Regions from separate parts of the Homo sapiens genome. Here region 2 is linked to region 1. Evidence: chromatin loops called from intact Hi-C (ENCODE). Cell type or tissue: IMR-90. All regions are shown on one strand. Links, peaks and the distances in the headings refer to the core of each region. The heading gives the core; the rest is flanking DNA.

Region 1 (5,381 bases), core at 181-5,180:
GGCCTGACTTCGTACTAATTGTGCTAACCTAAACCTGTCCCCTTTCCTATCTCAATCACTGTTGTCAGGGGAAAGCTCCTTACTTCCTGGCTTGAGTTCACATTAAGTGTCTATCCCTGAATTAGTTCATTTACTTCTAACTCATATTAGTCCAGGCGTGGTGGCTCACGCCTATAATCCCAACACTTTGGGAGGCTGAGGTGGGTGGATCACCTGAGGTCAGGAGCTCGAGACCAGCTTGGCCAACATGGTAAAACCCCGTCTCTACTAAAATTACAAAAATTAGCTGGGCATTGTGGCAGGTGCCTGTAATCCCAGCTACTCGAGAGGCTAAGGTAGGAGAATCGCTTGAACCCAGGAGGCGGATGTTGCAGTGAGCCGAGATTGCACCACTGCACTCCAGCCTGGACATCAGAGTGAGACTCCATCTAAAAAAAAAAAAAAAAAAAAAAGACAAAAAATTGAATGCCTACTCTTATAGCCACCTATGTAACCTTACAGTAAATTCTCTTTTCTGTTTAACCTGCTTTAAGGAGGGCTCTGTTATTTTCAACCATTCAACTATTCAACCATTCAACTATTAAGACAAACCACATCTAGAGCATTTGGAGAGGGAACCGTGATGATGAGAGGAGCCCTGAAAGCAGTCCTAATGCAATCAGTACATTGAATAAGCAAGACACCTGATTATAGTGACCAAAACAGCTCATTTGCTCTATCTCTCAACCCTTTCATTTTTACTTACAAAGATATCAGCCTGTTCCTCAGAGGAAAATGTCATCAGTTTTTTTGTTTTTTTGTTTTTTTTTGCCCACTTCTAGGTCAGAGACAATTCTTACGTCACTGTAAATCCCAAACACAGTCTTGACTTCAAAATAAGGATGTCCTGTCAATATAATATTTGGCACACACTTTTTTTGTTTTGTTTTGTTTTTGTTTTTTTTGAGACGAAGTCTCACTCTGTCGCCCAAGCTGGCTGCTCCATGTCTTTCCTGTGGAAACCACTTTTTGAAATTCCCCCAGCGGTCTCAAGCCTGGAGTTAGAATGAGCACTTCCCACTCCTCCCTGAAAAGGGAAGTTGGGGGCCCAAGAGCACAGCAACAACTCTCTCCAAAGAAACCTCTTCACCAAGGCTTGTTCTTTTTCTTTCTCTCATCTCTGTTTTTAAGGATGTCCAAAAGTCAGGGAGCAGTTCCCCAGAGATTTCCCTTGAGAGTCTGCAAGTGAGGAATTGTTTTCCACACACTTTGCCAGGAAAAGTCCCATTCTAACACCTCTCACATTAGTATATAAAAAGACTTACTGCGGGAAAAAGTGTGCATCACAAATGAGCAAAGTCATGGAGTATCCGCAAGTCATGTGGGGAAGATGGACTCTCAGGGTTAAGAAAAGAATAGAAAGTTCAATACTCACTATGCACCATACGCAGAAAATTTAATCCCAGTTATTTTAGGCCATAAAATATAAAAAAGAAGTAGTTTTAAAACTAGAAATGTTGTAAGTGTGTATTTCACTGGTTTTGTAATAATATAGAACTTTCTAAGCCTCAAGACAATGGGGAGAAAAGCACAGAAGAAAAGCTAATAGTTTAACATTTCTTTTTAACTAGAACACTTAGTAGACATTGAGAACCTGCTGCTATATTGAAACTCAGAAAATCCTCTCCTAGGATCAGAGGCATAAAGATGCCAAGAAGTCAACCAAAGTTGTATGACAGACCAAGAAACGTCTGTTTCAGACATTTGGAATCCTATAAGATTCCATAAGTTACTTTCAATTGAACCAAATATAACATGTCCTAAACTTCACAGTGAGACTGCTGTTTCACATGACAGCCATATTCCAGATTAATGCAACCTGACAGCATGCTCTATTTTTCTTTTTCTTTTTCTTTTTCTTTTCTGAGACAGAGTTTTTAGCTCTTGTTGCCCAGGCTGGAGTGCAATGGCACGATCTCGGCTCACTACAACCTCTGCCTCCCGGGTTCAAGCGATTGTCCTGCCTCAGCCTCCTGAGTAGCTGGGATTATGGGCACCCACCACCACGCCCAACTAATTTTTGTATTTTTAGTAGAGACGGGGTTTAACCACATTGGCCAGGCTGGTCTCGAACTCCTGACCTCAGGTGATCCTCCCGCCCCGGCCTCCCAAAGTGCTGGGATTACAGGCGTGAGCCACCGGGCGCCTGGTCCCATGCTCTATTTTTCATTCATTCATTTCACAAAAGCTATTATGAGCCCAGACTGTGCAGCACTGTTCCAGGCTCTTGGCATCCAAAAGCTAACCAGACCGTGCTCCCTCCCTCATGTATTTTACCTTCTTTGGAGGCAGAGGGACAATAAATAAGTGCAGAAGTTAACAAACTTTTTCATATTGTGAGAAATGGCAACATAATATGAGCTCATATTTTTACAATCCAGAGTTGCTTTCATTAAGAATCTGTGCTTCTCAACCTTGGGTACACTTTGGACTAATGTAGAAAGCCCTTTTAAATACTGATGACTGGTTCCCATTCCCAGAGATTCTGGCATAATTGGCTAGGTAAAGCCTAGGCATTGGCCTTTTTTTTTTTTTTTTTTTTTTTTTTTTTTTTTTTTTTTTTGAGACAGCGTCTCCCTCTGTCACCCAGGCTGGAGTGCAGTGGCGCGATCCTGGCTCACTGCAACCTCCGCCTCCCTGGTTCAAGTGATTCTCCTGCCTCAGCCTCCCGAGCAGCTGGGATTACAGGCGCACGCCCGGCTAATTTTCTTTTTGTTTTTTGTTTGTTTTTTTTTAGTAGAGATGGGGTTTCACTGTGTTGCCCAGGCTAGTCTCGATCTCCTGAGCTCAGGCAATCCATCCGCCTCGGCCTCCCAAAGTGCTAGGATTACAGGCTTGAGCCACCGCGCAAGGCCTTTTGTTTTTTGTTTTGTTTTGTTTTTCCCATCCCCTCAAGTGATTCTAATGTACGGCCAGAAGAGAACTGAAAAGGGTATATAAAAGAAACTACCACTAGATGTCACTGTCCCCAAAGGTTTGAAGAGAAACAGTCCTCAAGTAGTCAATGGCTAAGTTCCCGCTAGATAAACAGACTTGATTTTGCCATATTTTGGATCCAAGCAAATGTCCAATACAAATATATATATATGTTCCTCAATTTATCTTTGGCCTGAATGAAGCAAGTCATACAAAACCCAAATGTGGCCGGGCGTGGTGGCTCACGCCTGTAATCCCAGCACTTTGGGAGGCCGAGGCGGGCGGATCACGAGGTCAGAAGATCCAGACCATCCTGGCTAACACGGTGAAACCCCGTCTCTACTAAAAATACAAAAAATTAGCCGGGCGTGGTGGCGGACGCGTGTAGTCCCAGCTACTCGGGAGGCTGAGGCAGGAGAATGGCATGAACCCGGGAGGCGGAGCTTGCAGTGAGCCAAGATCGCGCCACTGCACTCCAGCCTGGGCGACAGAGCAAGACTCCATCTCAAAAAGAAAAAAAAAAAAAAACCAAATGTATTAGTTTGCTGGGGCTGCCATAACAAACTTGGGGGCTTAACAGAAGCCCAAAGTGTTTTGTTGGAGAGTTATTTTCTCTTGAGGCCTCTCTTCTTGGTTTGCAAATGGCCATCTTTTTCTTTTCTCTTTTTTTTTTTTTTTTTTTTTTTTGAGACAGTGTCTTCTCTGTTGCCCAGACTGGAGTGCAGTGGCTGGATCTCAGCTCACTGCAACCTCCACCTCCTGGATTCAAGCAATTCTCCTACCTCAGCCTCCCGAGTAGCTGAGATTACAGGTGCACGCCACCATGCCTGGCTAATTTTTTGTATTGTTTTGTAGAGACAGGGTTTCACCACATTGCACAGGCTGGTCTTGAACTCCTGGGCTCAAGCAATCCTCTCACCTCGGCCTCTCAAAGTGCTGGGATTTCAGGTGTAAGCCACCATGCCCAGTCTTGCAGATAGCCACCTTTCCACTGTGTCCTCACATGGCTGTCCTTCAGCCCGTGTTGGCTGGGTCCTAATCCCCACTTCTTATAAAGATACCAGTAATACTGAATTAGGGCCCACCCTAAAGACTGTTTTAACTTAATGACTTCTTTAAAGGCCCTATCTCCAAATACAATCTACAGTCACATTCTGAAGTTCTGGGCCATTAAGGGCTTCAACATATGAATTTGCGGGGCGGGGCTGGGGGGAGGGCAGATACATTTTTCAAGAAATCACCAAGAAATCAAAAGCAAAACCAATCTACTTGATGAGTGGCAAATGAGTAGTTTCCCAGCCATCCACAATTCTAAAGATCTCTCACATAATAACTATGGAGCAAATTGGTTGCTTTAAAAAACAAAAAAGACTTTTAAAAATTATTTTTATTCTTTATTTCTTTAGTTTTTTTTAGCCAGGACATGTTCTTATATGAATTTTTTTTTTTTGCAAAAATCGTACTTCTTGGCCAGGCACGGTGCCTCACACCTGTAATCCTAGCACTTTGGGAGGCCAAGGCAGGCGGATCACCTGAGGTCAGGAGTTCGAGACCAGCCTGACCAACATGAAGAAACCTCGTCTCTATTAAAAATACAAAAATTAGCCGGGCGTGGTGGCGGGTGCCTGTAATCCTAGCTACTCAGGAGGCTGAGACAGGACAATCGCTTGAACCCAGGAGGCAGAGGTTGCAGTGAGCCAAGATCGCACCACTTTGCACACCAGCCTGGGTAAGAGAGTGAGACTCTGTCTCCAAAAAAAAAAAAAAAAAAAAAAAAGGCCTAATCCAAATAGGAAAAGAGGAAGAAAAACTCTCTCTCTTTGCAGACAATATGATTTTTTTCTTTTCTTTTCTTTTCTTTGCTTTTTTTAAGAGACAGAGTTTTACTTTTGTTGCCCAGGCTGTGCAATGGTGTGATCTCGGCTCACCGCAACCTCCGCCTCCCGGGTTCAAGCAATTCTCCTGCCTCGGCCTCCCAAGTAGCTGGGATTATAGGTGAGCACCGCCACGCCCGGCTAATATTTTTCTATTTTTAGTAGAGATGGAGTTTCACCATGTTGGCCAGGCTGGTCTTGAACTGCTAACCTTAGGTGATCCACCTGCCTCAGCCTTCCAAAGTGCTGGGATTACAGGCATGAGCCACTGCACCTGGCCCAGACAATTCGATTCTATACCTTGAAAACCCCATAGTCTCTGCCCAAAGGTTCATTGATCTGATAAACAATTTCAGCAAAGTTTCAGGATACAAAATTAATGTACAAAAATCAGTAGCACTTCTATACACCAATAGCATCCAAGCTGAGAGCCAAATCAAGACTGCAATCCCATTCACAATAGCCACACACAAAAATAAGGTACCTAGGAATATAGCTAACCAGAGAGGTGAGAGATCTCTACAGGGAGAATTATAAAACACTGCTGAAAAA
Region 2 (5,381 bases), core at 129-5,128, 480 kb after region 1:
CATTATCAACCTGCAAAATACAGTTTCCATTTGGTTGTTTTCTTGCTTAGTCTTTTAATCTAGAGTTTTATACCTTATCTTTTTTATTTATATATTTTTTATGTCATTGACTTTTTGCAGAAACTGAAGCACTTGTCCTGTAGATTGTCCAATATTCTAGATTTGTCATTTTGCTTCCTTGTGATGTCCTTATGCTTATTTGTTTGTCCCTCTTTCTGTAATTAGAAGACCTAGAACTGCACTATCCTTAGAGTAGCTACTAGCTCTATGTAGCTATTTAAATTTAAATTAATTAAAATTGAAAAAGTTTGGTGGCTCACACCTGTAATCCCAGCACTTTGGGAGGCCAAGGTGGGAGGATTGCTTGAGTGCAGGAGTTCAAGGCTTCAGTAAGCTACGATTGTACTCTAGCCTGGGAGACATCAAGACCCTGTCCCTTTAAGGGGGAAAAATAATTGAAAAAATCAAAAACTTAGTTTCTTGTTTCACAAGCTGCATAGGGCTAATGGCTACCATATTGGCTAGCACAGCTTATAGAACCTTTCCATTGTCACAGGAAGTTCTGTTTGGCAGTGCCGTTCTCATTAGACCTGATTCGATTAAGGTCCATCTTTGTTGACAGAGTACTTCTTAGGTGGTGCTTTGTGGTTCATATGATGATAGCCTGGTCTGTTCATTCATATATCTTTTCACGAGAAATATTTTTATTCCATTCTGAATAAAATTTCATGGCAGGTACTTGCAAGAAGCAGTTATAATTTTAAAAGTTTAACATTAGGTTAAAAAATTGACAGGAAACATATATTCACAGGAAAACTTGTACACAAATGTTCATGGCAGCATTATTCATAATAGCCAAGAAGTGGAAACAACCCAAATCAATTTATGAATGGATAAAATGTTGTATATTTGTAGTACATGTAATATTATTCAGCCAATAAAATGGGCCAGGCATGGTGGCTCACACCTGTAATCCCAGCACTTTGAGAGGCTCAGGCAGGGGGATCACTAGAGGTCAGGAGTTTGAGACCAGCCTGACCATCATCACGAAACCCTGTCTCTACTAAACGTACAAAAATTAGGCAGGCGTGGTGATGCACGCCTGTAGTCCCTACTACTCAGGTGGCTGAGTCATGAGGATTGCTTGGACCCCGGGAGACAGAGGTTGCAGTGAGCTGAGATCATGACACTGCACTCCAGCATGGGCAACAGAGCAACATCCTGCCTCAAAAAAAAAAAAAAAAAGAAGTACTGTTACATGGTACAACATGGATGAACCTTGAAAACATTCTGCTAAATGAAGGAAGACAGACACAGAGGGCCACATATTTTATGATTCCATTTATACGAAATGTCCAAAATTGGCAAATCTAAAGAGAAAGTAGATTAGTGGTTGCCAGGGAGTGAAGACGGGTTCTTTCTGGAGTGAAGAAAATGTCCTGGAATTCGTGGTTGTAGTTTGCAACCTTGTGAATGTATAAGGACCACTGAATTGTCCACTTCAAAAGGGTGACTTTTATGTTATGTGCATTATATCTAAAAAAAAAAATCATAATTAGGAAGCAAGATTGACTTCTAAGAAAAAGCGGAGTGAAATTGTTGTTTTGTGGTGAATAAATTGGGTGGGTGGGTCGCAAGAGTTTTGCTGATTAGTGATTAGAAAAATTATTCATAATCATTGAAAATATAAAATATTTTTCTATATGATGTATGTAAAGAATTTGGCAAGAGATGATGTTTGGAAAAAATAAAGAATGGCTATTGTAGAGATCTTAAGGAAAGAAACTACAGTTAAGTAGTGCTTTGTAATCAGAATATGAAGTAAGTACTGAAAGTGGATGGAGTGGCTGTTGTCAGCATGTTATACTTTATACATTTCATTCATAAATTTGGACTGTAGATAAAAGTAAACTTTTTTTTTATTTACTCTTGAACAACAGTTTTTTTTTTTCCACTTAGACTTGCATCTGCTCCACTGAACAATACATTTAATTGTTAATTATTTCCCCCTTCAGGATGATACATATACAGAAAGCTACATCAGCACAATTGGTGTGGATTTCAAAATAAGAACTATAGAGTTAGACGGGAAAACAATCAAGCTTCAAATAGTAAGTGACTTGGCTAGTAATTTTTTTGAAATTTATTTTGGTAAATTTGTAATGTATTGTTATTTTGTATATATTTACTATGCTAACAAAATTGAATGTAAAATGTCTTAAGATTCATGTACTTAAGATAGAATGGTAGAATAAGAATTACTTAGATTAAAAATAATATTTTCAAGATTACTTAAGCCTCATTGAATTTTCTATTCATGAAGCAGAGAAACTCATGTTTTAAGTCAAACTTGGTCCTCATCTTTTTCTTTTATCAGTGGAAATCTAAGTTCAAGTTTACCTTGTCCTACACTGCAAATGTTATAGACCATTTTTGTTTGTCTTTTACTGTGCTAAGTGCATGGAACATTAAAGGAACCCTAGGAAGAGATTCTTCATATGTGGCTCAGTTGAAGAGAAGTACTTATGTAGTTCTAAGTATTTTTATTAGATAGTGTGCACCAACTCTGTAGAAACACAGAATTTTGTTGGAAAAAGGAACTTAGTTTTTGTAACATGTTCATTTTACTGCTCAAAAAAACGAATGCTGAAAGATTTAATGACTTGCCTACAGTTACTGGTAGAACCAAGTGACCGAAGCTCTGTCTTCAATATTTTGTGTCTCTGTGCCATCCTATCCCCCTTATCCATCTTTACACCCCCAGCCCCCAATTAAATATAGGCAATTATAATAGTTCAGTTGTGCCTCTTCAGTATGGGTCTGAGTCCTGTCAGTGTGGGCATATCTGTGGTCTTTTAAAAAATAAATCTCTCAGTATTTTTCAGAGTAGGCTATTAGCAAGAAGTAGGCTATAAACACAGGAAACCAGTGACTGCCCCTTTTCATGGAACTGATGACACATGGAATTGGAAGGAGTCCTGCATTAGGAGTCAGAAGACTTAGATTTGTTGTCTTGGTTCTAGTATTTACCTGTTAGAGAATCATGGGTTTGTGTCTCTGGGGAAAAGGCCGAAGTAACCCTGAGACCCAGTTTCCTTTCTAAAATGTGTGTGATGACACCTGATTTACTAATTTATAAGCTAGTTGTGAGAACCAACTGTAATAGCTTTGTGTATGTGACAATACGTGTGAAAGCCCTTTGTAAACTTTTGGGCAGCATATAGATACTACTTATGATATGACATGCCCAGATAAATGGGTGTTTGATAGGTTAAGTTGCTCCCTTTTCTTACATGACTCTGATGAGGAAAAGAAGGTATGTTAACAAAAGATAGGTGGCTGTGGATATTGATATAAGTAAACACACTTGATGTGTCAAATTAGGACTTGCAAGGATTTAGTTTTCAGAAATAGCTTGAAATACTTTCAATCAGTGAACAAATTACCCTCCATATTTTTTCCCACGATATAAGTACAGTCTCAACCTTTTATTTGGCACCATAAAGAGCACATAAAGATCTACCCAAAACTGTACTTTAAAGCACTGGTATGGAATAATTGTATTATGTGTGATCATTGGTGTTTATAAGATTTGGGTGTGTATTCGTGTGTGAAACATTCATATTTTGTTACTTTCCTGTGGCTGGAAGGGATCTTATAGGACACTGTCTTTCATCTTTGTCTGTCTTTCATCTTTAATAGGAATTTCTTTTCCATGCCTGAAGGCCTCATTTTGAACATTTTGTTTGTTTGTTTTTTTATTTTTTGAGATACAGTATTGCTCTGTCTCCCAGGCTGGAGTGCAGTGGCGCGATTTGAGCTCACTGCAACCTCCGCCTCCTGGGTTCAAGTGATTCTCCTGCCTTAGCCTCCCTAATAGCTGGGATTATATGTGTGTACCACCATGCCCGGACAATTTTTTTTTTTTTGAGATGGAGCCTTGCTTTGTCGCCCAGGCTGGAGTGCAGTGGTGCAATCTTGGCTCGCTGCAGCCTCCGCCTCCCAGGTTCAAGCAGTTCTCTTGCCTCAGCCTCCTGAGTAGCTGGGATTACAGGCGTGCGCCACCACACCCTGCTAATTTTTTGTATTTTTAGTAGAGACAGAGTTTCACCATGTTGGTTAGGCTGGTCTCGAACTCCTGACCTCGTGATCTGCCTGACTCGGCTTCCCAAAGTGCTGGGATTACAGGCATGAGCCACTGTGCCCAGCCTTCCGATAATTTTTGTATTTTTCGTAGAGATGGGATTTCGCCATGTTGGCCAGGCTGGTCTCAAACTCCTTACCTCAAGTGATCCACCCGTCTTGGCCTCCCAAAGTGCTGGGATTACAGGCGTGAGCCACCACGCCTGGGTTTTTGAACATTTTTAAGAAGCTTACCATTTTTTCGAAATAGCTAGTTCCATTTTACACATAACTTCAGCTAGGCATGTTGCCTCATGCCTGTAATCCCAGCACTTTGGGAGGCCGAGGTCAGAGAGTCACTTGAGGCCAGGAGTCAACATAGCTCCTGTGACCAGCCTGGTCAACATAGAGACTCTATCTCTACCAAAAAAAAAAAAAAAAAAGTAACCAGGTGTGGTGGTCCATGCCTGTAGTCCTAGCTCCCCAGGAGACTGAGGTGGGAGGAATGTTTGAGCCCAGGACTTCAAGGCTGCAGTGAGGCAAGATTGCACCATTGCACCCCAGCTTTGGGGACAGAGTGAGAGACCCTGTCTCAAAAACAAAATAAGGCTGGGCGCAGTGGCTGTCCGGGCGTCGTGGTTCACGCTTATAGTCCTAGCACTTTGGGAGGCCAAGGTGGGCAGATTGCCTGAGCTCAGGAGGTCTAAGACCAGCCTGAGCAACATGGCGAAACCTCATCTTTGCAAAACATACAGAAAAAAACAAAAAAAACCACAAAACCTCTAGTTGCCAGTTATTTTTTTTATTTATTCCTAGTGATTCTTCTTTTTTTCTTTTTTCTGAGACAAAAATTTCACTTTGTCTCCCTCGCTAGAGTGCAGCGGTCAGCTCACTACATGATTCTTTTAGAGACATGTTAATTCTTTATATTGAGCTGAAGCCTGTTTCTTTTACTTCTGTCTCTTCTTATTCCTCCGCCTTGTAGAGCTGCCTGAATCAGATTAATTCCTCTTTTATTGGCAAGCCTGCCCTTCAGATTGATCTTATCACAACCTTTCTTCTACCTCTGAAGTCCTCATTCTTTCCTGTAATGATATTTTCAGAACCTTGTGCAATTTGGGTTATTCTTACATTTTATAAATGCCTTTTATTAAATTTGATTTCTTAAATCAAGTATGAGATATAACACATGAGGTAAATCCTGTCTTGATTTGGAGCCTGAATGAATTTCTCTCTTGAACTTCAAGGGCTCATGGCCC

Evidence for each region. A loop is a pair of places that touch in the nucleus more often than their neighbours do. Peaks named below come from ENCODE experiments on the same cell type or tissue, not always from the same donor. Only the 100,000 strongest peaks of a DNase experiment are listed, where the experiment ranks them.
Region 2: a loop joins it to region 1, with 5 times the contacts of the local background. A loop is called at or near these places in 1 of 110 quality-filtered maps.

What each region holds. Positions count from the first base shown.
Region 1 is chr2:65,570,934-65,576,314 of GRCh38, reverse strand. No RefSeq gene overlaps it. Among named protein-coding and RNA genes, the nearest start is that of LINC03050, 29 kb to the left of the region's middle. In IMR-90, for the core only: a CTCF peak has its summit at 3,003 (motif pointing right); a DNase peak (open chromatin) is centred at 3,004; H3K27ac peaks cover 151 bases.
Region 2 is chr2:65,094,701-65,100,081 of GRCh38, reverse strand. RAB1A (RAB1A, member RAS oncogene family) reads left to right here. Exons shown (of 6, transcript NM_004161.5): 3 at 2,016-2,111. Among named protein-coding and RNA genes, the nearest start is that of RAB1A, 33 kb to the left of the region's middle. In IMR-90, for the core only: no CTCF peak of the experiment used is centred there; a DNase peak (open chromatin) is centred at 2,951.